Regions from separate parts of the Homo sapiens genome. Here region 2 is linked to region 1. Evidence: chromatin contacts called from ENCODE Hi-C or POLR2A ChIA-PET data. All regions are on one chromosome and are shown on one strand. Each heading gives the region's core, a stretch centred on a gene start or an enhancer-like site at or near the end of the contact. The rest is flanking DNA. Distances are from core to core; before and after follow the strand shown.

The links. A loop is a pair of places that touch in the nucleus more often than their neighbours do. ChIA-PET counts read pairs that join two places held with the same protein, here RNA polymerase II (POLR2A). Pooled maps may share reads with other maps.
Region 2: a map of mammary epithelial cell shows a loop between it and region 1 (10-fold over the local background). The contact joins the promoter of EPG5 here to the enhancer-like site in region 1. A Hi-C loop is called at or near these places in 1 of 168 maps with a recorded cell type or tissue (mammary epithelial cell) and 4 of 50 pooled maps. POLR2A ChIA-PET finds 5 or more read pairs at or near these places in 2 of 52 experiments (H1 and IMR-90).

Annotation. Positions count from the first base shown.
Region 1 is chr18:45,791,905-45,795,829 of GRCh38, forward strand. No RefSeq gene overlaps it. Among named protein-coding and RNA genes, the nearest start is that of SIGLEC15, 32 kb to the right of the region's middle. Within about 2 kb of position 1,992, at least 4 of the 41 ENCODE cell types and tissues checked have a DNase peak (open chromatin) inside an H3K27ac peak, as active enhancers do; they include IMR-90, where a contact is called at or near this core.
Region 2 is chr18:45,965,262-45,969,103 of GRCh38, forward strand. EPG5 (ectopic P-granules 5 autophagy tethering factor) reads right to left here and starts at 2,068. Exons shown (of 44, transcript NM_020964.3): 1 at 1,916-2,068. The coding sequence starts at 1,978. RefSeq lists an enhancer at 1,827-2,328.

The sequences.
Region 1 (3,925 bases), core at 742-3,241:
TTTACTGCAGCACCATTCACAATAGCAAAGACTTGGAGCCAACCCAAATGTCCATCAATGATAGACTGGATTAAGAAAATGTGGCACATATACACCATGGAATACTATGCAGCCATAAAAAAGATTGAGTTCATGTCCTTTGCAGGGACATGGATGAAGCTGGAAACCAACATTCTCAGAAAACTATCACAAGGACAGAAAACCAAACACCACATGTTCTCACTCATAGGTCGGAATTGAACAATGAGATCACATGGACACAGGGCGGGGAACATCACACACCAGGGCTTGTGGGGGGTGGAGGGTGGGGGACTGGGGGAGGGATAGCATTAGGAGAAATACCTAATGCAAATGATAAGTTGACGGGTGCAGCAAACCAACATGGCACATGTATACCTATGTAACAAACCTGCAGGTTGTGCACATGTACCCTAGAAGTTAAAGTATAATAAAAATTTTTTTAAAAAAAAGAAATTATGGTTTAGGAGTCATGACGATGGAGGCTGCAAGATTCTGACCCTCCCTAAACTGCTCCCAAGATCAGTGCCTGACATATCTTGCAGACACTGCAGTTGATGGATCAGCTGGCACCACCTGGATCAATAAACTGGTTCATCTTATCTTGTGGCCCCCACCCAGGAACTGACTCAGTACAAGAGGACACCTTCAACTTCCCATGATTTCATCTCCAACCCAACCAGTCAGCACTCTCGACTCACAGGACTTCCTCCACCCACCAAATTATCCTTAAAAACTCTGATTTCCAAATGTTTGGGGAGACTGATTTGAATAATAAAAAAACTCCAATCTCCTCCACAGCCCGCTTTCTGTGTGAATTACTCTTTCTCTATTGCAATTCCCCTGTCTTGATAAGTCAGCTCTGTCTAGGCAGCAGGCAAGACACAGACCAGCTGTTACAAGAGGAAGGGAAAAAAGGAGGAATAAAGAGCAAATCAAAAAACAATAAAGGGGGGGAAATTGCACAGAGATGAGTATATATACAATCATATTTTTGCAGCTATTAAATTTATGTTTGTGGGAGGTTAGATATCCAAGGATATTAAGTTGAAAATGTCTTGTTTTTCAGAGCAGTAGAGTAGCTGCACTATCTCAATTCAGGGAAACCCAGTCCTGAGGGCCCTGCAGCCTAGACCAGGTCATTGGGACAGAAATTTTGGAAAGTTTTGGAAAGTCTCTGCCTACATCAGAAGCATAACAAGACCTGTCCTTCCAGCGGCACAGCCTTGAGCGGCCACCTGTTGGCCTCCATCTCTGTAGCAGGTGACCCAAATGTTAGGGCCAAAACCACAACAGAAACCAAAATCCAGAAAACCTCAGCAGGTCCCGCTTCCCCTGACTTGCAAATGACTCTCAAACTCTTGGAAATTCAACCCTCAGCATTCAGCCACAAGTCCTTGCCTCTCTTCTTTTAAAGCCCTGTAGTGTGTGGCAAGAGGTCAGGTCTTAGGAGGCTGCCAACATCTCTGACTGTCACCACCTGTGTGCCCTTGGGCAAATTCCTATCTCTGAGGCTTTGCTTCTTCATCTATACAACTAGAATGGGGAATGTTGCAATCTATCAGGGTTGCATTACTCATGCAAAGATTACTCATGTAAAACACTCAGAAAGAAGTTGAAATTTACTACAGATTTGTTGATTCTCTTATGATTGTTAATCGTGTCATTGTTTTGGGGACAGGCTCAGGAGACTGGGCCTGATGGGAGGTCAGGGAGATGTGTGACTTTCCTTGTGATCACAGCAACAGAAGGGTTTTTCCAGCTTGCAAATGACCTCTCAAAATAACCTGAATTTCCACCCAGGGCTGGTGGGAATGTAAGCTGATACAAACTTCGGGGAAATAATGAGGTGGAAGATAGTAACTGGCTTAAGAACGTAAAGGGCAGAGGAGTGGAGGTTGAGACTCAGCGTCCTAGGATTAAGAGAAACCTGTCCTGGTCATCCCACTCCTGAAAGTCTGTCCTAAAGGACTTCTACACCAAAATGGTCATTTCAGATTTACTTATAGTAACTTAAAAGTAAGGTAGAGTTGGAAACAACTCAAATATGCAAAAAGTAAGCAAATTTGTTAAGCAAAATAAGCATATACTTTTGGCAGGTTGTCATGTAGCCATTGAAAATGATGGTTACAGAGTTTTTGTTTTTGTTTTTGTTTTTAATAATTATTATACTTTAAGTTTTAGGGTACCGTGCAGTTTTGTTACATATGTATACATGTGCCATGTTGGTGTGCTGCACCCATTAACTCATCATTTAGCATTAGGTATCTCTCCTAATGCTAACCCTCCCCCCTCCCCCCACCCCACAACAGTCCCCAGAGTGTGATGTTCCCCTTCCTGTGTCCATGTGTTCTCATTGTTCAATTCCCACCTATGAGTGAGAACATGTGGCGTTTGGTTTTTTGTTCTTGCGATAGTTTGCTGAGAATGATGGTTTCCACCTTCATCCATGTCCCTACAAAGGACATGAATTCATCATTTTTTATGGCTGCATAGCATTCCATGGTGTATATGTGCCACATTTTCTTAATCCAGTCTATCATTGTTGGATATTTGGGTTGGCTCCAAGTCTTTGCTATTGTGAATAATGCCGCAATAAACATACATGTGCATGTGTCTTTATAGCAGCATGATTTATAATCATTTGGGTATATACCCAGTAATAGGATGGCTGGGTCATATGGAATTTCTAGTTCTAGATCCCTGAGGAATCGCCACACTGACTTCCACAAGGGTTGAACTAGTTTACAGTCCCACCAACAGTGTAAAAGTGTTCCTATTTCTCCACATCTTCTTCAGCACCTGTTGTTTCCTGACTTTTTAATGATCGCCATTCTAACTGGTGTGAGATGGTATCTCATTGTGGTTTTGATTTGCATTTCTTTGATGGCCAGTCATGATGAGCATTTTTTCATGCAGTTTTTGGCTGCATAAATGTCTTCTTTTGAGAAGTGTCTGTTCATATCCTTTGCCCACTTTTTGATGGGGTTGTTTGTTTTTTTCTTGTAAATTTGTTTGAGTTCATTGTAGATTCTGTATATTAGCCCTTTGTCAGATGAGTAGATTGCAAAAATTTTCTCCCATTCTGTGGGTTGCCTGTTCACTCTGATGGTAGTTTCTTTTGCTGTGCAGAAGCTCTTTAGTTTAATTAGATCCCACTTGTCAATTTTGGCTTTTGTTGCCATTGCTTTTGGTGTTTTAGGCATGAAGTCCTTGCCCATGCCTGTGTCCTGAATGGTATTGCCTAGGTTTTCTTCTAGGGTTTTTATGGTTTTAGGTCTAAGGTTTACATCTTTAATCCATCTTTAATTAATTTTTGTATAAGGTGTAAGGAAGGGATCCAGTTTCAGCTTTCTACATATGGCTAGCCAGTTTTCCCATCACCATTTATTAAATAGGGAATCCTTTCCCCATTGCTTGTTTTTGTCAGGTTTGTCAAAGATCAGATAGTTGTAGATATGCGGCATTATTTCTGAGGGCTCTGTTCTGTTCCATTGGTCTATATCTCTGTTTTGGTACCAGTACCATACTGTTTTGCTTACTGTAGCCTTGTAGTATAGTTTGAAGTCAGGTAGCATGATGCCTCCAGCTTTGTTCTTTTGGCTTAGGATTGACTTGGCAATCTGGGCTCTTTTTTGGTTCCATAAGAACTTTAAAGTAGTTTTTTCCAATTCTGTGAAGAAAGTCATTGGCAGCTTGATGGGGATGGCATTGAATCTGTAAATTACCTTGGGCAGTGTGACCATTTTCACGATATTGATTCTTCCTACCCATGAGCATGGAATGTTCTTCCATTTGTTTGTATCCTCTTTTATTTCACTGAGCAGTGGTTTGTAGTTCTCCTTGAAGAGGTCCTTCACATCCCTTTTAAGTTGGATTCCTAGGTATTTTATTCTCTTTGAAGCAA
Region 2 (3,842 bases), core at 818-3,317, 170 kb after region 1:
ACAAAGAAGGGAATAATAGACACCAGGGCCTACTTGAGGGCAGAAGGTGGGAAGAAGGGAAGGATAAAAAAACCACCTGTCAAGCACTATACTCATTACCTGGGTGACAAAATAATCTGCACACTAAACCACCAAGGTGTGCATTTGCCCATGTAGTAAACCTCCACTTGTACCCTCTAAACCTAAAATAAAAGTTGGAAAGAAAAAAAAAGAGCATCATAATGAAAGAAATCCACATAAGTCATCTACAGTCTACTAAGTATGGTACCTATGAACACTACCCTCCTGTTAAAACCTTGTTCCCATGAGAAAATCGGATTACAGTATCATGCTTAAATTACACCTGCTTTGGAACATCACCCACTTCTGGGGAAAAAAATGTCCTGTACTTGTAATACCATCCTCCTTATTTCCCAAATGTAAACTCTGTTTCAGGTAAGCCAAAATTATGAGGTCTGGCCATGCGGGAGCAGCATTTAATCTGTTCATCTTAGAAAATATATATAAATAGGGTGGGCGCGGTGGCTCACGCCTGTAATCCGGGCACTTTGGGAGGCCAAGATGGGCGGATCACCTGAGGTCAGGAGTTTGAGGCCAGCCTGACCAACAAGGAGAAACCCCGTCTCTACTAAAAATACAAAATTAGCCGTGTGTGGTGGCGCATGCCTGTAATCCCAGTTACTCGGGAGGCTGAGGCAGGAGAGTCGCTTGAACCCGGGAGGCGGAGGTTGCGGTGAGCCGAGATTGCACTCCGCCGAGATTGCACTCCAGCCTGGACGACAGAGCGAGACTCCATATCAAAACAAAAACAAAAACAAAACAAAACATAGGCTGGGCGCGGTGGCTCACGCCTGTAATCTCAGCACTTTGGGAGGCCGAGGCGGGCGGATCACGAGGTCAGGAGATCGAGACCATCCTGGCTAACACGGTGAAACCCCGTCTCTACTAAAAATACAAAAAATTAGCCGGGCGTGGTGGCAGGCGCCTGTAGTCCCAGCTACTCGGGAGGGAGGCTGAGGCAGGAGAATGGCGTGAACCTGGGAGGCGGAGCTTGCAGTGAGCCGAGATCGCGCCACTGCACTCCGGCCTGGGCGACAGAGCAAGACTCTGTCTCAAAAAAAAAAAAAAAAATACATATACATATATATACACACACACATATGTATATATGTACGTATATATGTATATATGTGTACATATGTATATATGTGTATATATGTACTATAATAAAATGAAAATCCAGACTGCACTTATAAACAAATCAACTTAAAATCACTCTAATACCACATGTAGTCTAATACAGGAAACTCAGAAAATTCAAACACTTCCCTACTGTGTGAGTCCCGCCCTGGGTTAATTTCTAGCCATTCATGCCCCTTATAAACAATCAAGACAATAAGAAATAAACAGAGGCAGCACTACTATCATCTTGAACTTTCAAAGTGATCAGAAATGGCACAGCACTAGTCTACTTATAAAGTTCTGCCAAAGGTACCTTCTCCGCGTGGAGGAGGGGAACATTCCCTCTTTATGCATGGCAGGGACTAAAAATGTTCTAGGATATAAAAGAGTAAAGAGAGAGTCAACGATGGGGCTGGAAAGAGAAAAATTATTTCACGGCAGGAAACCAGACCCAGGTGAGGAAAGCCAAGAGAGCAGAAAAGGAAGAGGCCAGTGAAGTCACAGGAGGGAGAAGGAAAAATGGGGTCCTGACAGAGTGTGGCAGGGGGATATGGAGAAGGAATGGAGGAGAAGGGCCGGTGTCAACGGGTGGTGGGATCAAATATTGGAAGGTGGAGGCGGAAGATGCAGAGGGCTCAGGGAACGGGAGTAGAATTGGCTGGGGAGGCCGAAGAGAGGAGCAAGGAGACACAGCACACTGCCAGAGCCTCGGGAGGGTGGGGGAGATCCTCACCTTTGTTTTAGTCCGGCTGGCCTTGGCCTTGGCCCGGCGCTGGGGCTTCACCGCCTCGGCCATAGACCCTTCCGCGGCGCCGTCACCGTTTGTTTTTGTCAAACCCCTGCGCTTCAAGCAACCTGCCCGGTTCTGGCCTCCGGACTGTCACATGATCGAATCTCCGCCACTCCCGGAGAAGAGGCGGTGAGTCGGCGCCTCTACGGGCCGCAACGTAGGACAAACCACTCCAGGACGCATTTGCACTGGAGGAAGGCAGGCCCGCCCCCTTCCCGGAGCCCAGGCCCCACCCCTAGCCCTGGCTCCACCCGGCGCGCAGGTGTCTTGGGTTGCGCTGGACAAGGGCAGCGACCCAGGCTGACCCACCTCCTCCGTCTCCCGGCTCTGCGGAACCTCACTCAGTGCGGATCCCGGGCGCGCTCGCACACCTCACCCGCGTCGGCTTGAAGAAATCCGGAAAGTGGGTTTGCCATTCTTTTTTTTCATCTTCAGATAAACCAGATCCAGTCGGTTAGCCTAAATCCGCACTGCGCGCAAGGAAGAAACCCTGACGCCCATCGGGGTGTGCACTTCGGCGTCCTCTTTTGTAAAGGGGAATGATCACACCTGCCTTTTCGGATGTCATGAGAATTTAATGGGCTCTCCCAGAAAGGTGCCTGGTAGCGGCAGGCATGTCGGTACATGGTAGTTATTAATTATCATTACTGTACAAATTCCCAGACTGGAAAAAAGACATGTGCTCCTAAAAGGACAGGCAAACAGGTAACAAGATAAATAAGATCCGTAAAAGTATTCTTAGTATACATTTTACAGTGTGCTTCATTTGAAATTTCCAGATGTGAAAAACTTGTCCACATCTTCCCTTCCCAGCTCTAGGATTTCTGTGATTTGCTTGTATCCTTATTGTTAGTGTCTGTCAATCCTCCCAGAATGTAAGATCCTCAAAGGCAGGGTTCTTAATTTTGTTGCCTGATGTATCCAAGGGTCTTTAGAACACTGCACGTAGTAGCACATAGTAGATACTAAATAAATATTTCGTGAATCACACAAATGAGTATGAGTTTTGTCTGGCGGTGGGGTAAGATCGTTGAAATGGAGTGGGCCAGGCGCAGTGGCTCACGCCTGTAATCCCAGCACTCTGGGAGGCCGAGGCGGGTGGATCACCTGAGGTCAGGAGTTCAAGACCAGCCTGGGCAACATGGTGAAACCCCAACTCTACTAAAAATACAAAAAAGTCGCCGGGCATGGTGGTGGACGCCTGTAATTCCAGCTACTCGGGAGGCTGAGGCAGGAGAATTGAACCTGGGAGGCGGAGGTTGCAGTGAGCCGAGATCGCACCATTGCCCTCCAGCCTGGGCAACAAGAGCGAAACTCCCATCTCAAAAAAAAGAAAAGAAAAGAAAAAGAAGAAAAGGAAATGGAGTGTATGGGAGGGAGGAAAAAGACCATCCACCCACCTGTAGCATACCCTAGAATAAAAAATCCAGCAATATGGCATGAAAAATGGAAAAGACTTCAGAGATGCAGTTTGCTTGTTTGTGATGATATTTTAATTGAGTATATAATACAATTTCGTGTATTTTGTTCCCAAATCCTCAACAACAAAAATTATTAAGCTACTCAGAATATACATGTACTTTGTATGTCCTGGTGTGTGTGTGTGTGTGTGTGTGTGTGTGTGTGTGTGCATGTATATAAAGTTATCACCTGCAAAGAGTTGGCCAATATAAACAAAATCTTTATACCACCATTACTATCCATAACTTTTGCTGATATTTCTCCCAGTCTGGAATACCCTTGCTCTCTGACCTCTCCCAGTTTAAGTCATTTATGACATTTAAAGTTCTCTATGTGCTACCCACTACTTGGTCAGCAAAACACAACTGACCCTACTCTCAATTTGCATGTTTTACAGTTTAGTTGGGAA